Linked DNA regions of Mus musculus: all the other regions are linked to region 1. Evidence: chromatin loops called from intact Hi-C (ENCODE). Cell type or tissue: heart. All regions are shown on one strand. Region 1 holds the start of Pex26 (peroxisomal biogenesis factor 26). Region 2 overlaps Mical3 (microtubule associated monooxygenase, calponin and LIM domain containing 3). Region 3 overlaps Mical3 (microtubule associated monooxygenase, calponin and LIM domain containing 3). Region 4 overlaps Bid (BH3 interacting domain death agonist).

Evidence for each region. Hi-C counts contacts between places; a loop is a spot of excess contacts. Peaks named below come from ENCODE experiments on the same cell type or tissue, not always from the same donor. Only the 100,000 strongest peaks of a DNase experiment are listed, where the experiment ranks them.
Region 2: a loop joins it to region 1, with 6 times the contacts of the local background. A loop is called at or near these places in 8 of 42 quality-filtered maps.
Region 3: a loop joins it to region 1, with 9 times the contacts of the local background. A loop is called at or near these places in 32 of 42 quality-filtered maps.
Region 4: it touches region 1 in a loop (8-fold over the local background); 19 of 42 quality-filtered maps call a loop at or near these places.

Annotation. Positions count from the first base shown.
Region 1 is chr6:121,175,940-121,183,939 of GRCm38, reverse strand. It overlaps Pex26 (peroxisomal biogenesis factor 26), which reads right to left and starts at 273. Exons shown (of 5, transcript NM_028730.6): 1 at 1-273. In heart, a CTCF peak has its summit at 4,759 (motif pointing right); a DNase peak (open chromatin) is centred at 89; H3K4me3 peaks cover 737 bases; H3K27ac peaks cover 2,071 bases.
Region 2 is chr6:121,009,118-121,017,117 of GRCm38, reverse strand. It overlaps Mical3 (microtubule associated monooxygenase, calponin and LIM domain containing 3), which reads left to right. Exons shown (of 32, transcript NM_001270475.1): 17 at 7,937-8,000. Among named protein-coding and RNA genes, the nearest start is that of Gm4651, 51 kb to the left of the region's middle. In heart, a CTCF peak has its summit at 3,184 (motif pointing left); DNase peaks (open chromatin) are centred at 2,577 and 3,177; H3K27ac peaks cover 1,043 bases.
Region 3 is chr6:120,967,420-120,975,419 of GRCm38, reverse strand. It overlaps Mical3 (microtubule associated monooxygenase, calponin and LIM domain containing 3), which reads left to right. Exons shown (of 32, transcript NM_001270475.1): 21 at 1,773-2,017; 22 at 5,928-6,065. The region is part of intron 1 of Gm43915 (predicted gene, 43915); the gene reads right to left. Among named protein-coding and RNA genes, the nearest start is that of Gm43915, 13 kb to the right of the region's middle. In heart, no CTCF peak of the experiment used is centred here; DNase peaks (open chromatin) are centred at 3,049, 3,309 and 3,579; H3K27ac peaks cover 835 bases.
Region 4 is chr6:120,893,732-120,901,731 of GRCm38, reverse strand. It overlaps Bid (BH3 interacting domain death agonist), which reads left to right. Exons shown (of 6, transcript NM_007544.4): 2 at 1-9; 3 at 1,366-1,576; 4 at 4,373-4,512; 5 at 5,901-6,113; 6 at 7,440-8,000. The coding sequence ends at 7,451. Among named protein-coding and RNA genes, the nearest start is that of Bid, 19 kb to the left of the region's middle. In heart, a CTCF peak has its summit at 3,417 (motif pointing left); a DNase peak (open chromatin) is centred at 3,401.

The sequences.
Region 1 (8,000 bases):
AACAGAAGACCTGCACGGGGAACCCACGACGGTGGACACCTCCTCTCCACCCCTCTTAGCCACTACGACGCACGCGCACGCTGGAGCGAAGGATTCTGGGAGTTGTAGTCCTGGGCTCTTGGGTCTGTGAAGCTTCGGGGAACCTCTCGCGCCCAGAGACTGCCATCTTCCAGAGAGAACGCACTGGGTCGCCAGCTTTGGGGTGGAAAAGATGAGGAAGCTAAACCATTAGTGAAATGCCTTTGTCCTGAGAAATGTGATCCTTCCTTCGCTAACCGGAAGAGGACGAACGGAAGAAATTCCAGTTAGGAGGTGGAGCTACCTGCACCTTTATTATTAACCTCTGAAGGAGTCCGTTGAGAAGGGTCTGCTGGAAGCTTAGGGAAAAAAGAAAAAGAAAACTATGGAGCTGGCTATTTCCTCTTCCTGGGTTCGATGCTGCTATAAAGTGTGGCAGAATGGAAAGGCGCTTTCTGTCTGTTATTTCTTCATCTCTATGAGTTAAGGACTATTACTCTATTTACAGGTGACATAGGTCACACGACAAATAAGTCACAAAAACATTGTCAAACCAAAGAAAGCACTTTTTTTGGCTGAAAGGAGTGTCAGGGCAGAGGTAGATCTGATCTGTGCTTTGTATTAGGTAGGTGAACCATCAACACACAAGTGAGTTACATAAACTCCTGGATCCTGCATTGTTTATATAAATAAGGATGTCATAAAAACAAAGCCATGCACATGTCATGCAATTCTTCAAAACAGTACTGAACCAATGTAAGAACTGATGCTTTATAATATACAAAAAGTAAATACATTTAAATATGTATTTTTATGTGTTTATTTATATTGTTTGTGTTTCACAGGGCTTCTCTGTGTAGCCCTGGCTTTCCTGGAACTCACTCTGTAGACCAGGCTGGCCTTGAACTATGCCTCTGCCTCCCTAGTGCCGGGAATTAAAGGAGTGCAATACCACACCTGACTTCCTATTATATAATTTTACACAGACTCATAAATCACCAATTATCTGTGCTTCAGGCAGGATTTCCTATCTCTTCCACATTTATACTCAGTCTTCATGGTTTTACTTCGTCCAGTTCTCTACCTTCTGAACTCTCTCCCAAGTTTTCCTAGAATCCCTTGCTCCTTAGTGACTGGATAAGACAGCGAGGTGCTAGGCTAAGACCTGCTCACATCATATATGCCTTTCTTTTATCACTAACACCGACAGGACATGGCAGTCTTTAAATCTCTGCAGAAGGTCCTCACACAGCTGAGACAGAAATGTCAAGTCTGCTAAAGCCTGTGACTGTGTAAGGTGAAAGGGCCAGGATGTCACTTGTTTAAAAATATATATACTGTTTAATTCCCCCTCTCCCCCCCACTGGGGACTAGAGAGATGGCTCAGCAGCTAAGAGCATTTGTTTTTGCCAAGTACCTGGGTTCAATTCCCAACACCCACATAGCAGCTCACAACTATCTGTAACTCTAGATCCAGGGGATCCAGTGCTATGTCCACTCCAGTAGTGACTGGCTTGGCAGGCCTAAAAGCCTGGAAGCAGTCACAAGGCAAAGAGTTTCAAGGAAACTTAGCCTCCTGGAACCTTGGCATTCCCATAGCTAGAATGCCCCAGATTTGTCCCTGCAATATTGTGGAGGGTCTTGCATACTTTCTTACAGTATTTTACTGGATAAGAGTTAGAAATCTCAGGGCAAGCTTAGCAAAGTATACTTAGAATCTTCATTACAGCCAAGTTACTCTCATATGCAAGTATTTACCAAGGCCTAGGAAAAAGGGGGGTTGTGTTGTTGCATTATTCATGATAAGGTCTGCTAGAGCAGAACTCCCTGGTGCTAGCTTTCACAAGGCTCAAAGGAGTAGCACAAATTGTGACTAGGGTGTGAAATCCTTACCTGTCATTAGCTGACCCTAGGCAGGGCTGTTTTATCTTTACTGTAAACATTACCTGGTTCCTGTCAGTCCTTTGAAGTCATTCCTCTGTTTTGTGTCAAATACTTCAGTGTACTTTGCCTGTTGTGACACCCTACTCCTTTGTTTTCTGTATTATATTTTATAAGCCTTGTGAAAAATTACATCCAGATACAGCACTCCCTTGTGTATGTGTCTGTTTGTCAATTCTCCAATTCTCGCCAACTCCATGCCCACCTGCCAGAACCCCTGATTTCCCACGGATTGAGGGGGGCTGACTGAGCCTGGTCCATGGCATCTAATGCCCTCTTTCTGACCTCCTGGAGTACCAGGCTTGCGCATGGTACACATACATATATGTAGGCAAAACAGTCACACACATCAAATAAGATGAATCAATTCTCATATATATATATATACATACACACACACATACACATATTATTTTTATACACTCGTTTGTGTGCCACAGTGCACACGTGGAGGTCAAAGGACAGCAGACAGTTCTCTCCTTTTGTGTCTTGGAGACCAATCTCAGGTCAGGCTTGGTGGTAAGCCCCTTTACCCACTAAGTCATCTCACTGGCCCCAGAAATGCTTTTTGTTACTAGTAGATGGCAGACATTGTCCTAGACCCTGAGGGTCCCACAGAAATGAAGGACAAAGCCTTGGTGAGTTTTGGAAGGAAACAAACAACAAAAATAAGCAAATGCTTATTAATAAACAAGTACACATGCCTATAGATCCAGCTACTCCTGAGGGTGATATGGAAGATTACTTTAAGGCCAGGAATTGGAGACCAGCCTGGAAACACAAGAACATGTGTGTGTGTGTGTGTGTGTGTGTGTGTGTTTACATTATTCATGATAAGGTCTGCTAGAGCAGAACCCCCTGATGCTAGCTTTCACAAGGCTCAAAGGAGTAGCACAAATTGTGACTAGGGTGTGAAATCCTTACCTGTCATTACACACACACACACACACACACACACAAACACACACACACACACACATATTGAAGCCTGCTCCCCCAGCCATTTTGTTCCATGCCTGCCAGTTGTTTCATATTGTTACTGACACAGAAAAATAGCTTGACTCGGAGCAGGTCAATCTGACCATATAGCCTGTTATGTTTTGAGGTTTGTTAATTAATATTAAGAAATCCTAGAACCATAAGCTCCACTTTGGACCAATCAAAATAAAGGTCAGTTAGAACTGTTCTGACTAGCCAGCCAAAATAACTTGAGTCGGAGCTGAGCACCAGGCAGTGATTCCTGCACCTACACATGAGCTCATTGTGGGTTTTGCCTTTATAAACTGGCCGTGGGAAACATTCATGATCACAGTCAGCTCCTGAGTCTGGTCTGTGGCTCTGATCAATTTGTCCTGGTCAATAAACCATTCCCCTCTGACTGAGATTGATATATGCATTGCATGGGGTGACTCATGGACCCCAGCAATACATACATGCACACATATACACACATACACATGCACAAACACACATACATACATTTAAGCAAGTGAAATACATGCAACAGTGTTATTAGATGATAAAGACTAAGGAGAAAGAGAAGGGAGATGGGGAACCATGGAGAGACCAGCACAGTAGGTGTGTTTGCCTTTGTCTTCTAACAGGAAGGACAGGGACAGAACACAGAAAACATGGCCCTTTTGCTCTGCATTGGCCCTTGTTGTTGGGGGTCAGTATTTGGAGCCTCACATTTGGGATCAGTATGTTCTCTGCATCATTGCAAGAAGACCGTCTTCCTCCACAATATACTCTCTGCATCATTGTGAGGAGACCACCTTTCTCCACAGACAACGTTTGTTCTCCTGCAGCAAAGGCTCAAACAAAGCAGAGACCCTTGGAATGTGAGTTGCATAAATTGAGGCTGCAATTGCATAAATTGTCTTGTCATCTCTGCCTGCAGTTGAGCATTAAATGATAAAGATCGTCAGTAATAACATAATTACGGGATTGCAAAACACAACAGCTCATCGGTTTCTCAACCTGAGTTGTTGTTTAAAAAAAAAAAAAAAAAACTGTTTTATGTGGATGGGCTGCACATACACCCATGTTCCACACGCATGCCTGGTGCCTTACAGAGGCTGAAGGAACGGTGTCATATTGGTGTAACCATCTGTAACGGTGAACCCCCTTGTGGACTGGATCCACTAGAAGAGCAGCAAGTGCTATTAACCTCTGAGCCATCTCTCCTGTCCCCCAGACTGAACTTAAAAGTGTGCCCTGAAAAAAATCAGATGGGCAGGGATTGGGAGATGGCTCAGTAGGTGATCCGGTTGACGATCAGTTACAAGTAGGAGGACCTGAGCTTGGATTCTCGCCACCCACATTAAAAAAACAAACAAACAAATGGAAAAACAAGACTCAGCAGGACAAATCTGTAATCCTGGCATTGGAAGTGGAAACAGGAAGATCAGGATTTGTTGTCTGCCCAGGATAGATCTGTGAGCTCTGGTGAGACCAGTGAGAGACTGGATCTCAAAAATTATGTCAAAGAGCAAGAAAGAAAGATACTCAATGTCAGCCTCTGACCTGTGTGTGTGCACGTGGAGAGAGAGGGTGGAGGAGGGAGGGAGGGAGAGAAGGAGGGAGAGGAGGAGGGAGAGGAGGAGGAGGAGGAGGGAGAGGAGGAGGAAGGGAGAGAGAGAGAGGGAGAGGGGGAGGGGGAGAGGGAGAGGGAGAGGGAGAGGGAGAGCAATCAGAACTGAAAGAGAAGCAAAGATAGGTTACATAGACGGTGAGACTGCCACTGCACCCATGTGAAAATTCCTAACAAAGTCTTCGCTATTCCTCATTTGTCCAGCAGATGGCAGAACCACCTTAAATTTTTTTTTTCCTTGCCAGAAACAAATTTCTCTATTTAGCAGTACAGTGACCAGAATGAGGTCAGGCTATTTAAAGCAGGAGTGGGATGTGCTAAAACTCACATAAAAATAATATTGTGTCAATATGTGCTAAAACATCACAGAGGAAGAGGAACCCATTGTTTTGTACACATAGTGAAAACAAGCCTGTGCTTCATTTATTTGTCTCTCTCGATCATCAGCTATACACATGGGGCGTCATCGTGGTCTCTGTGTTCACACCTAGCCTTTGAAAATTATGCCCACAAACTGACTCAAAACACCACTTCTGTGACCCACCGTTCCCCTCTTCTGAGTACACGCAGAGTTTCTCAAGTGAAGACATATCAATCCTAAACAGAAGCCAATCTACTCTATGTATGTGAGAGTGAACATGTATGCCAGACTATATCTGGCCAGCCAGATTTCTCCCTGACTATATCAAGGGCCATTGACACAGAATGTTTGGCAAGTACCTACTTTCTCTGATTGGCTTATCCTTGAAATAAAGCTAGGAGTAGAAATGAGCATGGTTCTCCCAGTCAACAGGGCCTGGCCCCAGTTACTGTCTATAATGGTGGGATTATCTCATTGTGAGAAAATCCAGCAGAGAGAACGAGACACCAGCCTCCCCATCACAACCCAGCTCCTAGTGCCTGCCTGGGACTTGCCATTCTTCCTTCTGGGTGACACCTTCAGGGCACACAGCTCAGGGCACCTCTTCTCAGGCAGATGGAGGTTGGTACCTGCAGAATGGTGCCCTGCTATGGCAGAAGAAAAGGGGGACACTGGTTAAAAATCTCTGTTCTGTTTGTGATAAAGCTGGCTGACATCCACATAGCTACCCAACGTCCCCCTGCCTCAGTGATCTCTGAGGATGCGGATGGTAGCACCTGCCCCACGAAGAGAGAGCATCAAAGAGAGATTGGGATAGCCCACTGAACCTATAACTCTGACATCCTCCAGGCTAATGACTGGTGCCACACATTCAGGCTCAAATAAGGAATGAAATGTTCTTCACCTTCAGATTCTGGAATCTTCTCTGACTGTCTTAGTTAGGGTTTCTATTGCTGCAACAAAACACCATGACCAAAAGCAAGTTGGGGAGCAAAAGGTTTATTCAGCTTGTCCTTGTACATTGCTGTTCATCACCAAAGGAAGTCAGGACAGGAAATCAAACACGGTGGGAACCTGGAGGTAGGAGCTGATGCAGAAGCTATCGAGGGGTGGTCCTTATTGGCTTGCTTCACTTGGCTTGCTCAGCCTGCTTTCTTATAGATCCAGGACCACCCACCCAGAGTTGGCACCGCCCACAACAGGCTGGGTCCTCTCCAGTTGATCACTAATTGAGAAAATGCCTTACAGCTGGAGGCATTTCCTCATCTGAGGCTCTTACCTTTCTGATGACTTGTGTCAAGTTGACCCACAAAACCCTCCAGTCCAGTGACCTTACTTTTAGGGACAAGTTGTCCTTGAACTTGTTATGTGGCAAAGGATGATGACCTCAAACTTCTTCCCACCTGCCTTTGCTGAGGGCTAGGATTACAGGCACGCCACACCCAGTTTCTATAGTCATAGAGATTGAACCGGGTGCTTCACGCACACTAGGCAAGCAGTCTACACCCTGGATGAAACACATCCAACCCTAGACTGTGCAAGGTCAGAAATGCTGACACCTTTGGTCAGCCTGGCCTGTCTTGCTCCCTTCAAATTGGTTCCACATTCCAAGCCAATAAACTGTCTCCACAGCTGCTCTCTCAAAGCTGTTCCAGCCAACCCAAACCATAGGCCCTCAGTACAGGCTATCCGTGCCAAGGCTCCACGGGCAATAGATCCCAGTCTATGTGAACCTTTGGCCTGGTGCGAGCCAAATAGCTAAGTGTGAGCAAGGTGGGGAGAAGGCTTTCCCAAGATTTCGAGGGTGTGTCTCCTGGGCTCCAGACCTTCCAGGTATTTTTATGGTTCTTTGGTAAAGCTGAGGCTCAAGGTTCAGGGCAGAACTCCATGCTCCTGTTTTCTCCTCCCCATTTAAATGCAGAGGCAATTCCACAGTTGGAATGCTGCTGCAGAGTCCATTAACATAATGATGTCTCCGTTTATGTAGCACGAGATTGACTATCTATGGCTAGGTGCCCTTCAGAGTCCTGGAGACATTACTCATCTTTAATCATCCACATTATGACGTGGACCCTGGTATAGTTCTTATTTTGTAGATAAGGAAACTGAGGCCCCAGTCAGTGGCTTCTAGAGCTCAATAAGATGATAACAGAACACTGAAGATTTCAGGGTGAAGACCACAGGTGTCTGTAGATCAGAGAGGGAGATCTCCAATAACAGTTCCGTTAATTTCAAAGTTACAAGTTACTCAGCTAAGCTCCAGTCTCTCTGCAACCAAGGCAAGAGGAAAATCACCCACCCTGGGATTCTCCCACCACACCTCTAAAAGCCATCTTATCAGGGCTGGAGGGCGGGGAGGGGGGAACAAGTTGGGCCTGGACAGGACAGGAGCAAGGGCTTTGGGTGTTATAGTTCGAGGAAGTGCTAAGTACTGAGCGCTTCCTGAATGTGCTCAGGTGTACAGAGAGCCTTCCCAGCCCCCACATCTGTTCTCAGTGGGGGATGGGATCCACACAGACAGGCTGTCTCCCAGCACATACAGACCTGCCTGTGGAAAGTTCTCTGGGGAGAAGACTGCACGGGAGGCTCGACGCTGTCATCTCTTCCATTTTGTATCCTGCGGAGGAGCCTGTTTGCTCCTGGGCATCTGGCTCTAAGTAATACAGGCAATGGCGGCATATTACAGGCTGGCTCACCACACCCTTCACCTAATCCCTCGGGACAAAGGGTGATTATGGGGGCAATGTGAGCGTGTGGGCGAGTTCTGCGTCCTCGGCTCTGACAACCAAGATCCAAAGGGACCACAAAGAATAGAGGTAGAAAAACAGGAATCCCGTGTTACCATAGCAAACAAGGAAATGCATGTGTACACAGGCTCTGCCTGAAACCACCAAGTTATCACAGCCTAGGAAGCAAACAGGAGTGAGGGGGAAGGGCACCCCTGATCCAGGGCTGTCTTAGAAGGGCCCTGTTTCTCTGACTTTTCTGTCATTATGATCTTCTCCAGCTCCTCCTTGATCCCAGTGACAGCATTTTCCTTTCCTGGGGAAGCATTCTGCAGGCCAGATGGTAGCTCCAGGAAAACCT
Region 2 (8,000 bases), 170 kb after region 1:
CAGAGCATTACACCAAGGTTTCCCCAGTTCTTCGGTTACCTAGGCCACCTTTGTTTGAGGCTCTGGTCCAAGATGAAAAACAAGAGACTTGATAAATCACCCTGAACACAGAGTTAGGTGCTATGGAGGGTGGTCAAGGAAGGGGCCTCTTGGGATGCTTTGCACATATGTAAATGTTCCTCATCTCTGCCAGGAACAGTCTCCACCCAGGCCCTGTTTCAATCATGTTCTTTCTGTTTGTGTCTGTTGGTGTAAAAGCGACGGGAAAAGGAGCGCTCTCGGACCTGCCCCAAAAAAGTGATCACTCTCTCTCCTACCCCTACTCCACCTTCCTGCCGGGCGTGCAGTGGCCAGCAGGTGACCCTCTGCATGTTCTATGTCCTGTCTGTCCTACCACCTACACTATGAATGTAGGGATCAGCTCAGTAGCCACTCTTTTCAGGGATAAGTTTTTAAAAGATGACTTGTAGCAAAAAAAAAAAAAAAAAAGAAAAAGAAAAGGAAAAAAAAAACAACCTTCGTTGTTACAAGCGAACAGTTCCTATCGGGACCCCAGATGAGAGCCCTGTGTATTCAAATCCTGCATGTTCTGTTCTAGCCCCTATCATGGGAGGACAGCCGTACACCAAAGCATAAACTATATTCATCTCAGATCCAACATCCGTAAGGTCCAAGAGGCACACATTTTTGTAGGACCTCACTTAGAGTAGCCCTGTTTCTTTTGCTGCCTGATGTACTATAGTTAAGATGTGCACAAGAGACAAGAGAGCTTCGTGTGGCCTCCCTGCATGGGGTTGGCTCCTCCTGATACTGACAGCCTGCTCTCTGGCTTATACAGTTTCTTCTAACCAACCCAGCCACCCATTCACGCTCCAAGCAGATGGTTAAAGCATTTGAAAGCCACCAGATACTTGTGGCTGTTGACCGCACAATCTCACATTCAGGGTGGACACACCTATACCGTATGCACACAGAATGGCTTGCTGACCTTTGAGCTGAAACCCTATAAAATAAATTTTAAAAAGCCACTTCTGAGGGCAGGATCTGTGACAGGATATTTTCATAACGAAGGTAGCCTACCTCAAAAGTAACCACTAACGACGCATCTGGTTTTCCAGGCCTTCCTCCTCCCGCCCCTGGGCCTAAGAACTGAGCCGTGCTAGCCTCTGTGACTGCCCAGTGCCTCCTCTTAATAAGGGCTCACAGCCGGGCGTGGCGCACAGCTTTAATCCCAGCACTCGGGAGGCAGAGGCAGGCGGATTTCTGAGTTCGAGGCCAGCCTGGTCTACAGAGTGAGTTCCAGGACAGTCAGGGTTACACAGAGAAACCCTGTCTCAAAAACAAACAAACAAACAAACAAACAAACAAAAAGGGCTCACAGTTTGAGCATTTGTTCTGCTCCTCAGTCACTCAGTCAGTCCCCACAGTAACTGTGGGGCAGGTCCCACCACCATCTCCAATTTGCACTCTGAGGTGTAGGGTGGAGAGGCCAAGGAGTTATGCAAGAGGACAGGTGAGCAATGTCCTGGAACCGAGCGGGAGCCAGAGGCTGGTGCTGGGCTCATGCTGCCTGTGGCAGTGTGGCATCGGCACTGGATGAGGTCAGACCCCAGACACTAGCATCCACTTCCCAAGGATGGACATCTCAAGTTACCTTGAGTGGACAGTGTGGTCCTCCTGTCCCCACAGTTGCCACCTCAGCTCACTGAGGCAGCCTTGTGCCTGTCCTAAGATTTCCCATGATCCTCTGCATTAACTGAGAGTGCCACCAGGCTCCACATACCTCTCCCCTCAGTAACCCGAGCCCCGCTCCCCTGTTCCTATTCAAGGCCTGCTCCCCACTCCAGAGTCTCCTCTGCGCTCTGTAAAGGTCCTTTGCTCATCCGGTGTCCTCTCCCCACCTTTCTTGCTGTGGAAAGCTTCCCTGCCAACCCTCCTCCCCTGAGCCTTTCACTGCACGCCTCCAATCTTATACCACTGTGCGAAACACACATCGTTCCACCTTTGTACTAACCACAGTGCTTGGCCTGTGTAGGGAGCCTCATTAGAGGCAGGTGGGCAGAAAATTGTCGCAGATCATGGAATTTGGTACCGGTGGGATTGTGGACAGCTGGTTAGGGAAGTCTCAGGCTGGGGGATATATATAAATGTGAACCCTGAATTCTTGCCTAAATCTCCCACTGTTACCGAGCTGGTCGGGATGGAGCTTAAGTTTTTATCTTGTTGCCAACAGATGTACAGGACTCTTCATGCTGACAGCCGTGGCAAGCAGGATCCCCACCTCAAGAGGGTAAAAGCATGAGCCTGTGGCACGGGGTGCTGAGAGCCCACCTTTGGGGCACGCTGTGTGGTGGGGCAGAGGGAAGGGAGCGTGGAGAAGAGCCCCTTCTCCTAGCTTTCTGCACACTTGTCACCCAGCCAAGAGCCAGAACTCTTTGCTAACAGCGTTGTCCCGCACGGTAGCATTCACGGCAGAGTGTCCATCTGCAAAGCATTCAGACTGGATGCTAACCCTGGTGCTTTCATTGTTGCAGTGGGCCGTAGAGACTTCCCATTTGTGTTCCTCTATCCCATGCCAAGACCTTATCACCTCTTCCCCTAGGGTAGCCAAAGGGCATTGGTCATCGGGGAGGAGTGGAAGAGCGGAGCCTCGGGACAGACAGGCAGTGGATGTGTCAGCCTCAGCTCCTGAAATAAAAGTACTAAGAAGAACTGAGGCTCTCGGGGGAAGAAGTCAGATAGGAAGATCAGGAAACGCAGCCCGAGGCAGGATGGGTACATAATGAAAAGCTATAGCTGATCTTTTCTAAAAAAAAAAACACAGGGATGTCTAAAATGAACTATCGTTCCATTTTTTTTTTCATTCAATGAATGTGGTGATGAAGCCCCTAGCCTACTTATTTTGTGAGGCTTTTTGCATTGTTCCCGTCCTTCCGGATCTGCACTGAGCTGATGTCTCGCAAGTTCTGGTGATTTCACAGCCGCCTCCCTCCTGCCTTTGCTCTCTGAGACCCGCACTGAGGACCAGGCAGCAAGCGGGGACACATCTCGAGACCACCAGGAAATAGGCAGCAGCACCATCTTCCCTTCCCTTGAAGGAAACTACCAGCAGGACGGGTTTAAGAGGGGAGGCTGGCCTCTGCCCCTCCCTGTCACCCGCTCTGCTGTACTGCCGCCTGGTGGGAAGTCGGTGTCCACAGCCTCTTCCTTCTTTCCAGGTCCTCCCATAGCAGAGAACAGGGTAGTGTCCTGTGTCCTGAAGCTTGCATACTTAATAAGGTTGATGGTTTTTAATAAGCAACATCTGAAAAGGGAGTGAGGAAGTTCATTGAGTGAAAGGAAGCTTGGCAGGAAACTGAGGTCCGGGACACCGGTGCCCAGCGGGGAGAGTAGGTCCCCAACAGGCACAGGATGTGCCTAAACAACACTGTCATGGGGGGACTTTTGTTTTTCCCGGACGTTGGTGTGTATAGATCCTCAGTGTGGGGCTCAGGCTAGATACCGGGGGCACCACTTCTGTTCTTTTCCAGGACTTCTCCCCGACTCCATAGCCCTGCCCATGCACACCCTCACTCTCTGTAGCTCTCCTTCACTCAGTCCCCGCACGCACTGTGACTGCTCCACATTCCAGGTGGTCAGTCGTCTCTATACTATACTCAGGGCCCAGAAGCTGTCAGACACTTGGGGCAGAGGATAGGGAAGGCTCAGATACCTGCCACGCTGCCTTATCACTGCTGTGACACTGAAATGTCAACTAAAGGGACGCAGTGGCTGTCCTTGGAGCTTGGGCAGCACCCCTATCCCTCCCACCTTGTAAAGATTGTATCCAGCATGTGGCGGGAAAACTTAAGGCTGTCTGTTATCTCATTCCCCTCTGGATCAGAGGTGCTGGCTCCCATAGCCAGCACTGAGGAAGATCCTACCCACTGTTGCTGCACCAGCTGAGGCCAGTGTCAGGAAGACAAGGGGCATTTATATCAGTCCCTGGACCGTGCCCTCCGTTTATCTGGCTCCTCTGCAAGCAGAACACCCATCCTGAACACCTAGTGCAGATAGAGCTTCCCAGAGCTCTAGCATTAGGTGGAGAAGGCCTTGGGCACTGTCCACAGGACAAGGGCACGCCCTGAACCCTGGCAGAGGACAGTGAGGGTCCCAACCCTGCCCTTCACTCTGTCAGGAGAGAACTAGCATGACTGGAGATGTCTCTGCCAAGGGAAAATCCCCGCGCAGGTCAGTGAGGGCTCTGTGAGAAGCTGGTGTTACCCACCTAGGGTGAACCCAGTAGGAACACCAAGCCAAGGTGCCCCGAGGCTTCACAGGTGCTCCCAGCTCCCGAGATGTGCTCCAGAGCCAGCATTGGGCAAGCGCGGGAAGCAGATGGGAGCTCTAGATGAAGCTCACTCGATTCTGGAAATAGGAAGACCTGCTTCTCTATTTACCATGTACATTCTACAGCTGAACAGTAAAGCCGTCTGAAACTCGGATTTCCTATCATGACTTCTAACATGTACTGTGCTCTTTTTCTCTGCCTTGTATTTTATAGCCAGAGCCTGAGCCTTCACGTCGATTTTTTGTTGACCAGTGGGAGCTCTCCCTTAGCCTCCGCTCCTCCACCCGCCCTGCCTCTCCCTCCTCTGACTCCCTCCGACAGGTAGCATGGCCTGGACTGAACAAAACCATGTTCTGCAGCCTCTGCTCGCTCCACTTTCTACAGGTGTCACCCACCTAAGGGAGCCTAGGTCTCTGCCTTTGCCTGGCTCCTCAGAAGCTCTGTGTGTGTGAGAGAGCTGCCACAGACACCCATGTTAAAGAGGCTGCCCGCTGCCTTTGAGTGTTTCACACGTCACAGCCTGTCAGAGCGAACCCGCTGTTAAGCTGTGCCCGATACTGATAGCATTTTTCAATCTTTGACCGAAGACTGCGTTTTCTTAATCACGTGCGTGCTACAGAATTTGAACCATGCCGTCACTAACTCTCCTAGTAAAATAGTGAGCACACAGCACTCCTGGTGTTTCTTGTAATCCTGTGTGGAATGAACCCTGCTTTATCCCGGGTGGCTCCGATCCAGTTCCGAGGAGTTTGTTAGGGATCGGAGAGTCAGCTGCCTTTGCCTCTGCTTCGTATTCTTAGGCAGTGTGTATATGTGTAGAAGCACTCGCATGCGTGTGGCGTACAGTGGGGTGAGCCCAGCGATTCCTACACTTTGACCCTTCTGGGAGTGGGAAGAAGAAAGCCAGCTGCTTTTCATGCCAGAAACAAACAGAACTTGACTCCATCCCTCTTGGAGTGGGGGGTGGGGTGCTTGTCCAAGTTGCTACATCACAAGAACTGAATGACAAATGCCCCTGCGCATGCAGTCCCAGGCCATGGCTCCTGAGATAGTCCCTGGTTACGAGAGAAGGATCCTGATGCACACAGTGGGGCAAGGGCTGCCGTGTGCTGGGCACTTTGTCATCTGCTCCACAGAGTGAAGAAAAGGTGACTTTCAGATCCTATGAGGGCATCTCTCACAGGAGAGCTTGGGTCTCATTTCTGCTCTCCTCTTTCCTGTGCCTGCCTGTCCCAGGCGTATGCGTCTCAAAGGCCCTGTTACTAATGGACATGATATGTGGGGTTAATGGCAGGTGAGGCCAGCCAATCCTAGGGCATCTCTTTTTTTTTTTAAGATTTATTTATTGTTATATGTAAGTATACTGTAGCTGTCTTCAGACACCCCAGAAGAGGTCATCAGATCTCATTATGGGTGGTTATGAGCCACCATGTGGTTGCTGGGATTTGAACTCAGGACCTTCGGGAGAGCAGTCAGTGCTCTTAACCGCTGAGCCATATCTCCAGGCCCCCCTAGGGCATCTCTTTAGTTGAGCTGGAAAATGGTATTGATTGCTCAGTTCCCAGCCAGGCCTTAGCTGAGCCTAGAGAGACATGTTCTCAAGGGTGAGCGTTCCCAGACTTACAGAGTTGGCCCCACAAAAGCTGGGCATGCTGCAGTTTGGACCAGCTGCCCATTTACACGTGGCATTACAGGTTTGTCCCTTGAAGCCACTTACTAGGGGTTGATGTCATCTCTGGGATAACTGTACCTGCTGTAATTCTGCATTAGTGACAACCTCTCCCACGTGGCTGAGAGCCTCCCTAACTTCCTACCATGAGAGGTGTAGCATACACTGTCTCCACTCAGAGTCCTGCCTATCACATCTCTAAACAACTGCCCACCGACTTGACTGTCGTCCCAGGACAGGATCCAAGCTAGGCCACAGGGTGTCAGACCCCTGTGAGCAGGGCGGCTTACCATGCAGACATGGGCTCTCTCCTGTTTGTTTCTTCAGCGTTTCCAAAAGGGAGATTGCACTAGTTTGATCTGTGTGCATTGGGGAAGAGGATTAGACTGTCTCACTGTATAGTCCAGGCTAGCCTTGAGCTCATAGCAATTCTCCTGCCACAGCCCTCTGAGTGCTAAGATTACAAATGTATGCCACTACACTCGGCTTTGGATTTTGACTTCTTTTGTTGTTCATCTCTAAAAACAATTCTTCCAGGGCCAGAACCCTTCTGATGTCCTGGGGCAAAATGGTCAGCTTTGTTCAGGTGTAGTTTGTGATTTGGTGTCCCACCTAGTCTGGGAGAGATCCAGCCTCCACAACCACCACCCACCCCTCCCTGCCGCCGCCTGATGTGCACAGGGCAGGGAGGTAGGGGGGCGGGGGGAGGGGGTAAGCACATGGGACATCAATATCTGCAAGAAGCAAGAATCTGCCTGGTTTTGTTCTTAGCCTGAGGCGGTCAGCTTATTCGCAGAGCACCCTAGACCCTCTCCTAGCTCTTGACCCTGTAGCCACCTGCCTGGAGTTGACCCTCAGACTCTCTGAGCACCCAGGATGCAGACCTCTCCTTCTCTTCCATGTTTGTTTCCATTCTGTCTTCTACCTCCCTGTCCCCAGAACTGGACTCTCAGAAAAACATGAAGGACCAAGTTCTTCCCTGTGGAAGATTGGCTCCACTGCTGCTGCTCATGTGTGTGCTGACCACCGCGGCGTGGAGCCTGGCACAGTGTGGCGTGCACTCACCGCCCAGTTTCTGCTTGTGGGCACTGTGTTGGCATGGTTTGCGGTTGCACTGCGTATTCGTTTTACACCCCTCAAAGATTGTTTTTCCTGTCGGTCATCTCCTTAATTTACTTTTTTTTTCCTTCTCATTTCCCTTCATCTTGACCATTGTGTAATCTCCAACCAATAGAAGTATATAAAGATGTACACAGGCGGAGTGAGCTCATTGGCTGAGCAGATAGCCAATCAGCTTCAAAGGAAAGAGCAACCCAAAACCCTTCTAGACAAGAAGGAACTGGTAAGAGATATTCCAGGGGCACTGTCTCTAGTCATGGCATTATGGCGAGCGACCCTCACTTGCTCCGAGGGTCTTACTGATTTCTGTAGCCACCTGGATTGCCACCTGGTAGCTTTCTTGAGTTGGTCTCAATTTTGATGATTGAATTTCTAGAACTGTGGTAGATATTTAGGATATTCTGTGGAAAAGCACTTTCCTCTTTAAAGATGATCCATCCAGTATTCAGAGGATGCGCACACATGAACACTAAGTGTATGTATATTTTACCCCCACCCTCTCCAAACAAAACTCCAGCAGAATAGTTGGTTTGATTGTTACGAAGTTCCGAAAGCTTGGATCTTTTCTCAGGAGCATCTCGCGGTTGTTGAGTATCACGGGTTTAGACCCTGGTTTGTACTCAGGGTCCTCAGGAGGAGATTGTGAAGCGAGGCTACTCTCAGAGCTGTTCTCGGGAAAGCCACACAGAGCATTTGTTGTCATTTAAAACCTGTGGTCTGCGTCCATGGGACCAGAGTCGTCCTCACCCACAGACGGCTTGTGTGGCCGCTCGAGAGGCCACAGAGTCTGATATGCTCCTCTACCCAACCCCCCACAGGGCTCCATAAAGAAAGAGTTCCCGCAGAACTTGGGGGGCAGCGACACGTGCTATTTCTGCCAAA
Region 3 (8,000 bases), 210 kb after region 1:
AAGCCTCAACCCTTACATTCTTATTCATCCCCAAGATCTAAATAACTTTTAAAGCCCCACAGTCTTTACATATTCTTAAATTTTCAGTCTCTTTAAAATATTCATCTCTTTTAAAATCCAAAGTCTTTTTACAATTAAAAGTCTCTTAACTGTGGGTTCCACTAAAACAGTTTCTTCCTTCAAGAGGGAAAATATCAGGGCATAGTCACAATCAAAAGCAAAAGTCAATCTCCAACCATCCAATGTCTGGGATCCAACTTACGATCTTCTGGGCTCCTCCAAGGGCTTGGGTCACTTCTCCAGCCATGCCCTTTGTAGCACACGCGTCATCCTCTAGGCTCCAGATGCCTGTACTTCACTGCTGCTGCTGCTCTTGGTGGTCATCTCATGGTACTGGCATCTCCAAAACACTGCATGACCCCTTCAGTCCTGGGCCATCAATTGCAACTGAGGCTGCACTTTCACCAATGGCCTTCCATGGCCTCTCACAGTGCCGAGCCTCAGCTGCTTTGCGTGACCCCTTCATGCCTTCAAAACCAGTACCACCTGGGTGACCCTTACATATTACCAAGTCCCGCTGCAGCAGGAGTACAACCTTGGCCATCTCTGGAACACAGCCTCTTTGTGCTTTCAGAAAACACTTCCCAAAAGATGTCACCTCAATGATGCTGGTCTCTTCTTAATCACCGCTAATTTCTTAGCTCCAGCTAACCAGCATCAATAGTCCCAGTAATGCAAGGTTTTTGCTTTGGTAGTTCTGGTATCTTGTTAATCACAGCTGATTCTTCAGCCCCAGCTAACCAGAACTACAGAATCTTCACAATCAAAACAGCAATGGCCCTGAAAAGAGTCTTTAATTTTCCCTCTGAAATTTCACAAACCAGACCTCCATCTTCTGCAGTATTCTCAACATTATCTTCCAAGCTCCTACACAACATCTGACAGAGCTTTTAACAATGGATGGATCTTCAAGCCCAAAGTTCCAAAGTCCTTCCACAGTCCTCCCCAAAACATGGTCAGGTTGTCACAGGAATACCCCACTCTGCTGGTACCAATTTGTCTTAGTCAGGGTTTCTATTCCTGCACAAACATCATGACCAAGAAGCAAGTTGGGGAGGAAAGGGTTTATTCGGCTTACACTTCCATGCTGCTGTTCATCACCGAAGGAAGTCAGGACTGGAACTCAAGCAGGTCAGGGAGCAGGAGCTGATGCAGAGGCCATGGAGGGATGTTCTTTACTGGCTTGCCTCCCCTGACTTGCTCAGCCTGCTCTCTTATAGAACCCAAGACTACCAGCCCAGAGATGGTCCCACCCACAAGGGGCCTTTCCCCCTTGATCACTAATTGAGAAAATGCCTGACAGTTGTATCTCATGGAGGCATTTCCTCAACTGAAGCTCCTTTCTCTGTGATAACCCCAGCTGTGTCAAGTTGACACAGAACTAGCCAATACAGGTACTTTCTCTAGCTCCTCCTTTGGGGTCCCAGTGTTCCATCCTATAGATGACTGTGAGCATCCACTTCTGTATTTGCCAGGCACTGGCATAGCCTTACAAGAGACAGCTAACCTAGGGTCTGCATAGGTATTGTACATGTGTGTCTGTCTTTCTGTCCCATTAGTGGGTTCCTTCTTGTCCCTTCCCTGGCTGGGGAAGGGCAGCCTGACCTCCCTCTCCCTTGCTTTGTTTGGGATCTGCTACCTGCGACCGACCGTGGCTCTGAACCTTACTGCTATCATTCCTTCACTCAAGCTGGGTGCTTTCTTTCTCTCAGCAGTTCTGAGTCGGAGATGGAGGAGGAGGAAGAGGAAGATGACGAAGATGATCATCTCCCCACCTCTGACCTGGGCGGGGTTCCCTGGAAGGAGGCAGTCAGGATCCATGCCCTTCTGAAGGGAAGGAGTGAAGAGGAGCTGGAAGCCTCCAAGAACTTCGAGCCCGAGGAAGAAGAAGAGGAGGAGGAATACGAAGAAGAGGATGAAGAGTATGAGGAGGAGGAAGAGGAGGAATCCAGTGAAGGTCAGAACCATCTCCTCTGGTCCCGACCCGTCGTACCTCCCCTCCCCCCTTCAGCTCTTGCCAGCGTGAATATAAGGTCTCACAGACACTAGAGTCTGCATGCTGCCCTCAAGACCTGAGGTTTTCTGGCCCTCGTTCACCCCGACCTTAGGTAGAACAGAGGCAGATGCAGTGATGGCAAGCTGAACCAAAAATGTCCCTTGTGTACATTGGGTCTTTTTTTTTTAATTTTTATTAATTTTTTTAACTTACTCACTTTACATCCTGCTTACTGCTCTCCTCCTGGTCACCGCCTTCCACACACACACACACACACACACACACACACACACACACTGGTATTTTTAACCTGGAAGTGGAAGGCGGGGCTCATCTGAGGACTCTGTCCAAATTAAGTTCCTTTTACTTTTTCATTTTATCCTTTTCCCCTTCAGCTTCTGATAGAACTTTACTCTAGTAAAGACAGAGGAGGTTGGCTCCTTCCAGGAGTCTCCCTGGTGCACGGTGGCAGGAGGCTGCCATCTTAAGTGCTCACTAGACCAGCACCAGCCACAACTGTCAGTAACATTTGGGGCCTGAAGAACGCTCATTGAGTTTCCAGCCATTCTGGCCACTTGTAAACCTCCTCTTGCCTTGGGCAAGCGTCTGACTGAGACCTGAAGACATGAGGAACTTGGCTGTGTAAGAATATCACTCTTTCCCTGGCTGCAGAGGGCCCATGGGTAGGAAGGAGGGAGCCAGGGCTGGTAGAGATCCGGCTCCCCGAGGAGAGCCATGGCCACTTCCAAGGGACATGGAGCCAAAGGGGGTACACACCCTTGTTCTTGCAGCCCCACATCAGAGTTCCGGGTTAAATTCCAGACAGCACGGGCACAGAGAACTAGCTCACTGTGGCAGCATTGCTTGTCCCTGGGCTCTGTGGATTTGCTGCCATGGACTGTCCCAGTCTGCTCAGGGTCAGAACCCTTTGTGGTGTTGACAGCCTCCCCAGAGTGCATCCTCTCTCACCCTCCTGCTCTGACTCCTCCGAAGGCCAAAGTGGACTCTAGGCAGACTCACTGAGTTTCATGAGACAGGAAGAGGGAACGTGCTGGAAAGGCTGGCGTTGGCCAGAGCATGGTTTGTCTGTTGTGTCCCGTCTGCAGAACCATGCTGGCTTAGAGTTCCCATGTGTTCACACTCACCAGGGCGAGTCCGTCCCCTTCATAGCTCCCTCGGGGAAACATAGTTTGTCTGTTCCACGTGATGGTACTTAGCCGCTTTTAGCCCTAACACAACCCTGGGAGAGTCTGCCCACCTTCCCTTCTTGAAGACTTCACTTGCCAATCTGGGAATTTCCCCACACACTCAGCCAAGTCCTAGATGTTCCCTTGTCCCCAGCCTGCAGCACATATTTGGGGCTGCAGACCTGGATGCCTGTGTGGACGAGTGGCAGGACACACTTGCATGCAGCCGGGATAACTTTGCTCTTTCTTTTCTTTCTTCCCTCCGTTCCCTTCTCTACCTGTCCCTCTGTGGGATTCTTGGTGCTGTCTGTGGGTGTCTGGCTCCCCCTGCTGTAGAAGGGGAGTACTGCCCCTGGGACAGAGAACTCCTACAAGGCCAGTGGCTCCAGCATCTCTCAAAGGAAGAAGAAATGGGTACATGTGAAGGTACCCGCTTTGCCTCCTGCCCATCTCCACCCCGGCTCCCCAGCAGCCACCTAAAATATGCCTCCAAGAGCAGGCCCCACGTGGAAGGTCTTTTTCGTAAAGCTGTTCTCAAAGGCTCTGGGCATACCTGGGCACGTGTCCCTGACCCGGCCTCCCTAGACAAAGCACAGACTAGCATGTGAGTTAGCAGATCCCCAGAAGACAGAGAACAAGGTTTTTAGAATGTGACCACACCTGTGTCCCTGTAGCTTTCGCTCTGAGTTCCCTTTATCCAGTTAAACCTCACTGCCTAGCTACAGCTCTTCAGTCTCACCCCAGGGTCTCTGTGCTGCCAATGGTTCCCATTCACACCACACACACACATATACACACCATGTACATACACAGCACACATACAACACACATACACAACCACACAACACACACATATAGCACACATACCCACCCACACCACATACATACACAGCACACACACAACACACACATGACACACATACACATAACACACACACAACATAAACACATAGCATATGTACACATACACAGCACACACATATATACTACACACACACACCACATACATACACAGCACACATACAACATAAACACACACCACACATACATACACCACACAGAGAGACACACACCACACATACATACTACACATACACACTTCACACCATATACACACCACAGATACACACACCCCACAAGTCTGCAAGTGTTGGCAAAAGGCAGAGCTGTGCTCAGAGAAAAGACGGAACTCTTCCTTCTGTGGCTTAGAAGCCAAAGAAAGGAACAGCCTTTCTCTCTGAGCCTCACCCTCCGGGCTCCTGACACATCTGAGCTGTCAGTCCGTTTGCTGTTATTCAGCCCTGGACAGCACAATCTGGGCAGTCTGTCTTTGAGGATGGACTGTGAATCCATATTGATCAGTAAGAGAGTCTGTGGGGCCGCCGCTCCACATCATGGAACAGGTTAACCTCCACATCAGAGAATTCACTTTGCTTTTGTGCCAGCCACGCCATGCCACATCTTCATTAGGTTAAGTCATAGAGCTGCCCTGGTAGTGACAGGTGAGTCTAGTTAAGGGCGTCAAGGGGAGGACAGACAGACACTCCCAGATGGGAGCTGGCTTCAGCCTGAAGCCACAGAGTCCTTCAGGTCAGTGGCACCTGCTCTTACTGCCGAAATAGCTGCCCTTTCTTCCTCAGTGCCCACACCCACGCTCCGTAGTCACTGGCTGTCCCGCTATCTTAACCCTACTGTGTGGCATGACCCAAGCAAGCACTAATGAGAGGGTCCTTCGGGGCAGGGGCTGCATGTGACTTCCACCTGCTCTGGCAGCAAGGGTGAATGCAGGGGGCGCTGCTGGGATTTTCTATAGCTGAGAGGCAGATCTCATGCCCGGAGGGGTCAGAAGGGCTTCAGATGCAGCCTGCAAGGAAGGAAGGGCTTGACCCACATTAGGGAAGAAGCTTTGGCCTCACTCCTGCCTGAATACTGGAGTTCCAGACCTCACAGGACAGATCTCTGCTTCGTCTTCTAGCTGCTGTCCTCACCCTCCACGCTGACCACGTTCCCTGTGTCGGAACCCCCGCCACCATGCCAGCATGCAGCATGAGCTCTCTGGCCAAAGGGCTTTCCCTCCCCAGCAGCGGCTTTACTGCAGAGGGTAAAAATGAAAGTTCCGGCAGAGCACACATCTGTCCTGGTTAGTTGGCTGGCTCCCTGCAGAGCCGTGCACCATCCGAGCCTACCTGTGACTGACAGGAAGGGTGTTCTCGGGAGCTCGTGCTGTGCTAGGTAACAGCCATATCCTGGGCCCTGGAGTGATGGTCCTATAAGGTGAGGGTCGTCCACCCTGTTCCGCCCTGGGCAGTGTGGGCCTCAGATCCATGAGGGAAAGGAAAAATTCCTTCTGCATTTGGAGGAGTGTGGATTTCATTGTACTAAGAAATGTTTATGCAAAGCTCAAAATTACTAAATCAAACCTAATCAACAGAAGGTGTGTGTACATGCATGTGTGTGCGGGTGTGCATCTGTGTGGGTATGCATGTGTGTATGTGTGCGTGTGTGCTTGCGTGTGTGTGCAAACATGCATGTTCTCAATTTTTACCTCTTTCTTATTCACACTGGTCCTGGCAAACGCTGTAACTCTTTCGTTTCCTGTGCTGTCTCCTCCCTCTTTCCCTTGACTGTTCGCTGTTCCTTCCTGTCCTCCCTCTATCCTCCTTCCTGGGGACCTGGCCCCCTAGCCGGGAACAAGAGGCTGCAGCAGATCATAACCGCAGCGGATCCCTTGGCGATCCAGGCTGATGTGCACTGGACACACATCCGTGAGAGAGAGGCAGAGGAGAGGATGCTCCCAACCTCTGAGTCCTCCACTTCTAGAGGTAACTGCTTGGAGCCCCAGAGTCGGGTGTGTGTCCTGAGCCCCCATTCCTGGCCCTTCCCATGGCTGCAGAGGCCCTGTCTGCAGAGGGACCACTGTCCTTGCCTGTCATTCAAGAATATGTAAAGTTCTCTGAGTTCTGAATTCTAAGGCTCTGTCTCTCATGAGGAAGAACAGGAGTGTGAACCTGACTCAGAAGACCTAGAATTTGCTGTCCCCTGCATTTCTCAGCTGGGCACTCTTTATCCGTCTTCAGTGTGTTGGCAGAGTGGGTGTTGCATGAGTGCATGTGAGGACGAGGGAGGGGAGTGTATTTGGAGTCACAGTCAGGAGGGGCACACTGCGTGTCTGGCGGTCATCATCTCATCATCTCGTGGGCTATGTCAAGTCCTGGGCAGAGTGGCCTGTGTTTCCCACTAAGGTGCACATGGACTTTATTCTGGCTCCCTTCTTATTTGTTTGTTTAAAACAGGGTCTCACTGTGTAGCCCTGGCTGGCCTAGAACTTGCTATATAGACCAAGCTGGCCTCAGATTCACAAAGACCTGCCCTTTTCTGCCTACTGAGTACTGGGATTAAAGGTGTGCACTGACATGCCTGGCCTTCTTCGTCGTCTTCTTCTTCTTCTTCTTCTTCTTCTTCTTCTTCTTCTTCTTCTTCTTCTTCTTCTTCTTCTTCTTCTTTTTTTAATAATTTCTGTCTGTCTTTCCTTCTTCCTTTTTTATGTTTTTAGACAAGCTCACTAAGCTAGCCAGGCTGACCTTGAACTCAAGCTCTGCCTCCAGAGCCATGGACCTAACAGATTACCCGCCATACCCTAGCTCTGGCTTCTCCTAAGGAGTAACAATAAAATGAGAGCAAAGCCCATTTAGAGGTGTGGTGGTCATGTGTCATTCTCCTTGACCCCTGTCTTCCATGTAGGGACTCTTGGTGGCATCACCTTCTCTGGCTGGGGTGATGCCTCCCAGGGCTCTGCGGCTATAGAAAATCACTTCTGGTCATGGATGGGAAGACTTGGGGTTTTGTGTGGTGTCTTATTCCTCTAGGACATCAAGGTGGCCCGCAAGATGGGGACAAGGACAACTCAGCAGCCCTAGCCAGAGCTGCCCTCTCTCAAGTTCTCTTTTCTCCTTGTCCCAAATACCTGTCACAGAGGCCAACATTGGAACACACGCGAGAGAGCGTGCGCGCACACACACACACACACCCTGTGTTAGTACCTGTCTTAGTCAGGGTTTCTATTCCTGCACAAACATCATGACCAAGAAGCAAGTTGGGGAGGAAAGGGTTTATTCGGCTTACACTTCCATGCTGCTGTTCATCACCAAAGGAAGTCAGGACTGGAACTCAAGCAGGTCAGGGAGCAGGAGCTGATGCAGAGGCCATGGAGGGATGTTCTTTACTGGCTTGCCTCACCTGGCTTGCTCAGCCTGCTTTCTTATAGAACCAAGACTACCAGCCCTGAGATGGTCCCACCCACAAGGGGCCTTTCCCCCTTGATCACTAATTGAGAAAATGCCTTACAATTGCATCTCATGGAGGCATTTCCTCAACTGAAGCTCCTTTCTCTGTGATAACTCCAGCTGTGTCAAGTTGACACAAAACTAGCCAGTACAATTGACCCCTTGTCAACTTGACACACAAAAACATCACTAGTAAGCCTCAACCCTTACAATCTTATTCATCCCCATTCTAAATAACTTTAAAAGTCCCACAGTCTTTACATATTCTTAAATTTTCAATCTCTTTAAAATATCCATCTCTTTTAAAATTCAAAGTCTTTTTACAATTAAAAGTCTCTTAACTGTGGGCTCCACTAAAACAGTTTCTTCCTTCAAGAGGGAAAATATCAGGGCACAGTCACAATCAAAAGCAAAAGTCAATCTCCAACTGTCCAATGTCTGGGATCCAACTCACAATCTTCTGGGCTCCTCCAA
Region 4 (8,000 bases), 280 kb after region 1:
GACTCTGAGGTTAGATTCTGGTATCTTTTCATTTTGTTCATCCTGGGTGTCCCCGTTAAGCAACCTGACCCCTCAGTTGTCAGGTCTGGCAAGGTGTACCTCAGATAATCCAACAGAGTTCATCTCCACTGGCACCTGATAGGGACTTAGTACAGAATGGGGAAGGGGGACGTCCTTCCAGAAGGACGGAACGGCGTGACTGTCAGCTTGGTAGACATAGCAAGGGCGGCACAAAGGCGGGACAGAAAAGATCTGGAAGGTTCCCTTTTGCCCCAGTCAGGGGCTGAGCTGGGCTCGGGCAATAGTGCTTTCTAGCCTCCCAGTATCTCCTGCTGTCCTGCAGGGCCTCTTGAGAGTGGGCCCCTCCTGGACAACGGTAGACTTGCTGCTGTCCCCTTCTTCTACCTTGGAGCAGGAAAGCTGAGGCACAGAAGAAAGTGAAATGCTGACATTTTCTCTTACATCTTGGCATTTGACATCCTTGCCCCACATCAGAACTTGTATCTTATTGTAGATGTTTCTGACTTTATGACAACTGTTATGCACACAGTTGAGGGACATTAAGTGAAGCAGGTTTTGCTACTACGTTTTTTTGTACTACAGGGACTCATGGAACAGGCGTTGCTGAGTGCTCCTCCTTTTTTTTGTTTTTTGTTTTTTTCGAGACAGGATTTCTCTGTATAGCCCTGGCTGTCCTGGAACTCACTGTGTAGACCAGGCTGGCTTCGAACTCAGAAATCCGCCTGCCTCTGCCTCTGCCTCCCGAGTGCTGGGATTAAAGGCGTGCGCCACCACGCCTGGCGCTAAGTGCTCCTTCATAGTGCTCCTACCCAGGGCTGCTTTTGTACACACCATAGAACTGGCAGAGAGGCCGGTGAGCAAGACCCTCCCTGCTGCCTCTGATAGTGCACATGTCCCCCTGAAAGGCACAGGCAGAGTCGGACCTGGGTCCCTGCTTCCTAGAGTTTATCAGGCATCCTGTGTCTGCTCATGAGGGAGTGAGGGGAAAGAGGAACCGCTTGCTGCTAGGAGCACAGCCCGTACAGTCAGGCTCAGCCCTGAACGGAAACATGGATGGAACTGAAGTAATGACATTTGCCTGCCACCCCAGTGTCCCTGAGACCTTCCCTCGAAGCAGCTTCCCCAGTGGGTGTCTTCAGGAGGGGATCTGTAGAAGGTGGCTCGATAGCCCCTTGGTGTCTTCTGTTTGGCAAGCACACCACAGCCTGTTTCTCTGCCCCTGGGCCTCTCACTAGGGCATTTAGATCCTCCGAGTTATTGGTTGTCACAGGCCATTGTGACTCGGGTCCAACTGTGCTCTGACCCAGGCTCCCGTGAGCCTTCCTGACTCCCCTTCCACCTTAGGTCAGCAACGGTTCCGGCCTGGGGGCCGAGCACATCACAGACCTGCTGGTGTTCGGCTTTCTCCAAAGCTCTGGCTGTACTCGCCAAGAGCTGGAGGTGCTGGGTCGGGAACTGCCTGTGCAAGCTTACTGGGAGGCAGACCTCGAAGACGAGCTGCAGACAGATGGCAGCCAGGCCAGCCGCTCCTTCAACCAAGGAAGAATAGAGCCAGGTAGGTCCTGGCCTTGTCCACCTCATCCCAAATGTAGCCTTTACTGACCCCCAAAAGCTACAAGGGCTTTTGGAGCTCAGTCTCTAACCTTACATTGTCAGGCTGGTGTGTGTGTGCATGTCATGTGACTCCTGTCTTATGATCTGCATGTGACTGCCCCCAGTAATGTCCAGTTCATATGACATCGCCTGTATCAGGACAACTAATTAGAAAGTTCTTCCTTCTGATGAGTCCTGAGTTCTCTTCAGGTCTGGACCTGAGGATCCTCTCTGGACCAATATTTAAAACATGGTTTTTAAAACATATGTCCCAAACAGTTATAGTACAGCCAAAGTATGGAAATTGATTGTCTAGTTTAGGCTTCATTGCTGTGAAAAGACACCATGACCAAGGCAACTGTTTTTTGAGGGGGAGGGGGCTTCGAGACAGGGTGTCTCTGTGTAGCCCTGGCTATCCTGGAACTCACTCTGTAGACCAGGCTGGCCTCGAACTCAGAGATCCGCCTGCCTCTGCCTCCCATGTGCTGGCTAGGTTTTTTATTTTATTATTTTTTTTTATTTCTTAGTTCTTTCCTGCAACTATCAAGTCATTCAGAAAAGAGGAGTCAAGAGAGGGGATGAGGTACATTTGAAATAAAAAACTATAATGATGATTGGTCCTGCTTCTGCCTCCCTAGTGCTGGGATTAAAGGTGTGCGCCACCACGCCCAGCCCAAGGCAATTCTTATAAAGGACAAATTGGGTTGAGGCTGGCTTACAAGTTCAGAAGGTCAGTCCATTAACATCATGGCAGGAAGCATGGCAGCGTCCAGGTAGGATGGTGCTGGAGGAAGAGCTGAGAGCTCTGCATCTTGATCCAGCTGTCATCTTCCGGGCTGCTAGGAGGAGGGTCTGAAAGCCCACACCCACACTTCTTCCAACAAGGACACACTTCCTATCAGTGCCACTATCTGGGCCAAGCATGTTCAAGCCACCATGCTGGTCAAGATGTTATAACCCAGAAGTGCCATCAGCTTCAGCTTGTGGAGTTTTGGAAAGTAGCAAGGCAGAGTCCTTCGTCCTGCCATTCAGATCTGGGAGGTCTGGGACATTGCTAGTCTGGTCATGGCTGCCAGGTAAGCATCCTTCAATAGCCACACAGCACCTCATTTGTGTAGGCTAGCTGAACTTTCAATCCAGTGAAAACTCCTGCCGTTAGAGTCATTTTGCCTCCTAAATGAAACTTTAACATATGTGACTTGCTATTACCTAAAGAGATGACCGAGTATTGAAGTATCCTGACCCTCATTTCCAGATAAGGAAACTGAGGCACAGCAGAGAAATGGCTGACCTCAGATCAAACTGCCCATGCAGCAGGAGCAAGGCTCAACCAAGCTGCTCCTTCATCAGTGCAGTCACCTCCTGCTAAGCCTGTGTCACTCGGCTGCTCCTAGCCTTCACCTGTCCCCTGTCCCCTGTCCCCATGCTGTGTTTACAGCAACTGAGGAGACCTCCCTAAAGGCTGAGGTGCAGCGAGTGCTCAGAGCGCTGTGGGCAGCATGCAGGTGGGCATCACTGAGAAGTTCTTCAGAGTGTACAGGCCTGGCTCGGGCTCTGCTCCTCCAGCACGTTCTGGAGCTGCATGATTTTTTTTAAAATGCTTGTCTGTCTGTCTGTCTGTCTGTCTGAGTATGGGGTATGCACATGCCCTAGCATATGTATGGAGTCAGAGCTGGCTGTTTTCCTTCCACCATGTGTGTCCTGGGATCAAACTCAGGTCAGGATACTTCAGGACTCTAAGCACTGCTGCCCCCGATCTTGGACACAGAGGCTTCACTGCCCTCTAGTGGTTGCAAGGGAGACCAGCAGCTAGTTTGGCTTCCCTACCCCCCTCTGGCTAGTTTATTTCTTTTGAGACAGGGCCTTACCCTGCCTAGCCTGAAATTTGTTGTGTTGACCAGGCTAATCATGAACTCCCAGAACTCTGCCTGCTTCTGCCAAATGTGGTTCATTTTTCAAATGCCCTGAAGTGGTATCTTGAGTAGGCTGGGATGTGACAGGTATTCTCTACAAGCTGGGTTTTACCATAGCCTTGTCTCCGAAGCCCACCAGTGAGCCAGCCAGCCAGGCCAAAACTGAAGAGAAGCGCCAGGCAGTCCAGGAAAGGCTCAGGAAGTTCAGGGCAGCGGGAGGAGGCTCTGGCTGTGCGCAGGTGTCTGTCACTCTGTGCCATACCCGCTTCTTTCTGCATCAGTCCATGCCAGACTTCAAAGCCTGGCTTAAGTCACGAGACTGGGGATGACGAGGCTTTGCAGACGATCGATCGGCTGCAGATTGGGAGCAGGGCAAAGTAGTGGCTTCAGCAAGCCAGTGAGCAGCTGAGTCTGCCTAGAACACTCGGCGAGTAGTGGATTTAAATCACAGGGAACCGGAAGCCATGCAGTTACTGTCACCTAAGCAGAAGCAGTGAGCACCAGAGAGGCCTTGAGGAGAGCAATGTGGTGACCATGTGACAGGCATGGACTGAGGGAGGGCCTGGAGTACCGCTGAATGCTGAAGCAGTTGCCCACTGCATTAAAGCAGCAGTGACACAGGCAGGACACAGGACAGGAGCACCCCCAACCCCCCAGCCCCCGCAGCAGCAAGCATATAATCTGGGACAGGCCTGCTTCTCCAGCCAGGTTCTGCTACCCAGGCCTTCCCTGCACCCGGGGAGGGGCGGCACTCATGGTCCTCACTAGGGCAGGTGCGGAGGTAGGAAGTGGCCTGAAGCTGTTGACAGAACCATTGCTGAGTCTTGTATTTGTTGCCTAAACAGATTCTGAAAGTCAGGAAGAAATCATCCACAACATTGCCAGACATCTCGCCCAAATAGGCGATGAGATGGACCACAACATCCAGCCCACACTGGTGAGACAGCTAGCCGCACAGTTCATGAATGGCAGCCTGTCGGAGGAAGTAAGTATGACTCTGGTCTGGGAGCCCCTCTTATGGGACATTTCGGAAGTGTGGGACATTTTTCCTTGTCGAACCAGTCTTTCCCAGGAAGTAAACCCTGTCCTTGACTGCCCGTCAGCATGGTCTCTCCAAAGAATTTAGTCAGAGTACAGAGCTTAGGAGTCAGGCCTCCAGGAAGATCCCTGAAGTACCTGATCTGTACAGATACTCAGTCTTCTCTTGTGGCGAACTCCATGTCGTTCCCCCAGGGTGAGCATCTGCTGGGCTGTGTGGTTAGAATCAGCACATGGAAACCGATACAAGTCCACCTCTTGCTGGGTATACGGTGAAGGACCCAAAGCTCGTTCCTCAGCACCGGGTCCTTCCTAAAGCAGAGGTGGAGGGGTGGTGGGGAGAGGGGAGAGAGAGAAACCAAACCCCGGGGCTGTGAAGTACCTGCCCAAGGAAGAAGATTCTGTTCTTAGGACTTCCAGCAGCTGAAATCGTGGCTGCCCTCACCATCTAGATTCATTGTGCCTACATACAGCCTGTCTTTGCTGGCACTCTCTCTACCTGCCACTCTCCAGTGGCTGTCAAAGACACACACATTTGTCAACAGCCTTGGGCTCCTCCTATGGGGTAGATTCTTTAATGTGAGCCACAGAACCTGAAGCTCACTTTCCACCCCACCTTGTTTTTTTGTTTTTTGTTTTTTTGTTTTTTTTTTGAGGCAGGGTTTCTCTGTATAGCCCTGGCTGTCCTGGAACTCACTTTGTAGACCAGGCTGGCCTTGAACTCAGAAATCCGCCTGCCTCTGCCTCCCAAGTGCTGGGATTAAAGGCCTGCACTCCCCTCCCCATTTTTTAAAGAGTTAACGTTACCTGTTTCTGCGTGCACCTCATGTGTGAGTACATGAGCATGCTTGCAGGTACATGCATTGCCATCAGATCCCCTGGAGCTGAAGTTTCAGGCCATTGTGAGCTGTTGCCTATAGGTGCTGGGAACTGAACGGGCTCCTCTGGCAGAGCAGTACATGCTCTTCAGGTCCAGGGGTCCAGTATCTTCCTTTCCTGCCTGAAGGGAAGATAACATGTAGCCCCTAAAGCTAAGCTCACAGTAACATGAGCCTAAGATGTGCTCGTGTCCAGCCAATTCTGTAAGCATCTGAGTGCAGGGAAGAGCTCAGACGCCCATATGTCAGTAGTGTGTACAGGCTACTCACTAACCATGCACTGGTGAGTCTCCACGTCCCTCTCTGGTCTGTGGAGAGTGAATCCTCTATCATTTCCTCCACCCAACGTTCTTAGCTATTTAACCACCACTCCCCTCTGAAAGGCTGCTTCCTCCTTTGGCCTGATTTGGTCTCTCTGAAGGAAGAGCATCAGTAAACTGTCTTCTTTAATGTACAGGACAAAAGGAACTGCCTGGCCAAAGCCCTTGATGAGGTGAAGACAGCCTTCCCCAGAGACATGGAGAACGACAAGGCCATGCTGATAATGACCATGCTGTTGGCCAAAAAAGTGGCCAGTCACGCACCATCTTTGCTCCGTGATGTCTTCCACACGACTGTCAACTTTATTAACCAGAACCTATTCTCCTATGTGAGGAACTTGGTTAGAAACGTAAGAGCCAGCAGTGACACCAGCCCCTGCCTGCTTGCCTACCCTATTCTAATGCAGCAGAGCCTCTGCTGAAGCCCCTCTGGCCTGCTCTCCCTTTTGACCACCCGCAGACTGAGAGAGGCAAGGCTGTTTCACACCACTGATGGGAACCGAGCAAGCTGGGGGGACGTGGAGTGTTTAGGAAGATGACTAAGGGCTCAGCCCCCTAAGTGTGTGTGGTGTGCACATGGAAGCCAGAGGCCATTATTGGGTGCCTTTTTATCTCGCTCTACCTATCTTTGTGAGGTAGGGTTGGTTCTCCGTGAAGTCAGAACTTGCCGGTTAGGCTAAACTAGCAAACCCTGGGCTTCCACTGCCTGCCTTCCCTTCCCTCACTGGGGTACCAGTTGTTTAATGTGTATTGATGCTCTACCTGAATGTGTGCCTGTGGACCATGTGTGCCTGATGCCTGGATAGCCAGGAGGGTGCTGCATCATCTGGGATTGAGTTGCAAGTGGTTGTGAGCTGCCATATGGGTGCCAGGAATCTGAACTCGGTTCTTCAGGCCTCTGTAGCTCTTACTGAGCCATCTGCACAGCCCCAGGTATTATGAGTAATCAGAAAGTGACTACACTTATTTGTGTGCGCATGTTGCTGTGGGAGCATGTGTGCTGCAGCATAGTCGGTCAGGACGACTCTGAGGTCCCAGGGATTGCACTCAGCTCATCAGGCTTGGCACTGTAAGCCATGGCCCATGACTTAGATTCTTTCGAAGGGCGCTTCCCGAGGATGGAGAGAGAAACTGATAGGAGTAATAAATGAGTTAAGTGAGAATCGCTGTCAAGCTCTCCAGTAAGCCTGAGGACGGGCCCATTGCTAGGGTAGCCCTGAGTTTCTATTGCGCATGCTCAGGAAGTGGTTACACGGAGCTAAGCCCAAGGTCAGTCTACTGAGACTGCTGGAAAATGACCACGTGTTCTTAGAGTCTTGTGCTCTGGTTACACAAACCCAAGTGGGAGCTGGATGGAGATACCTAACCTGCACTAGGATTTTACAATGTTTGGGATTTTAGAACCTGTCAGAAACATTATCCGAGATTCTTTTGGGGGGAGGGGGTTTTTGTTTATTCTGGGTGAAGGCAGAGTCCACATTCCCAGATGGCAATGGAATGCAAGGCAATCCTCCTGCCTCAGCATCTGCAGGCATGCACCCCCACACCTGGGTGGGTGGAGCAGAGGACAGGTCTCTGTGTGCCAGGCAGGCACTGTTGACTGAGCAGCAGCCCAGTGCTTGTTTTCTAACGCACCGTATCCTCCAATGAGACTTACTCTGCTGCCTCTTTCTTAGGAGATGGACTGAGGAGCCCGCACAAGCCCGATGGTGACACTGCCTCCAGAGGAACCGCGACCATGGAAAGACCTTGGCCTGAAGACAGGTCCCAGAGAACAGCTGTCTCCCTATTTCCAGGTGGTGGGAACCCCAAGCTGGTGATTCACTGGACATCTCTGCGTTCAGCTTGAGTGTATCTGAAGAGTTTACGCCGGCTCCTGCATCCACACCATGTACCTTTGTCCTATCAGCTGTATGGGTTCCCACTTGGGAATGAAACTTAACAGCAGGCTGTAAGGCAGAAAAGCATCTTTGTAATGCCAAGTGACTGTTCCTGAGAGCCAGCTCTGGGCTGTCTTCACCATGTAGGTGGGCTTCTGTCTAAGGAGAACAGCATTAGGAGAGGTGCATCGGCCCATGAGCGTGAAGTCCACCCAGCCTAGTGGACACTGAAGTGCTCACAAGGCCTCCACCTGCCTTTGTAAAAGCCGAATGGCTGATCTCAAACCATGGGAAGCCCGACCGCCCCACCCCTCCTCACCCCAGCGTTTAGCTGTTTCAGGGGTCAGCTATTATCTC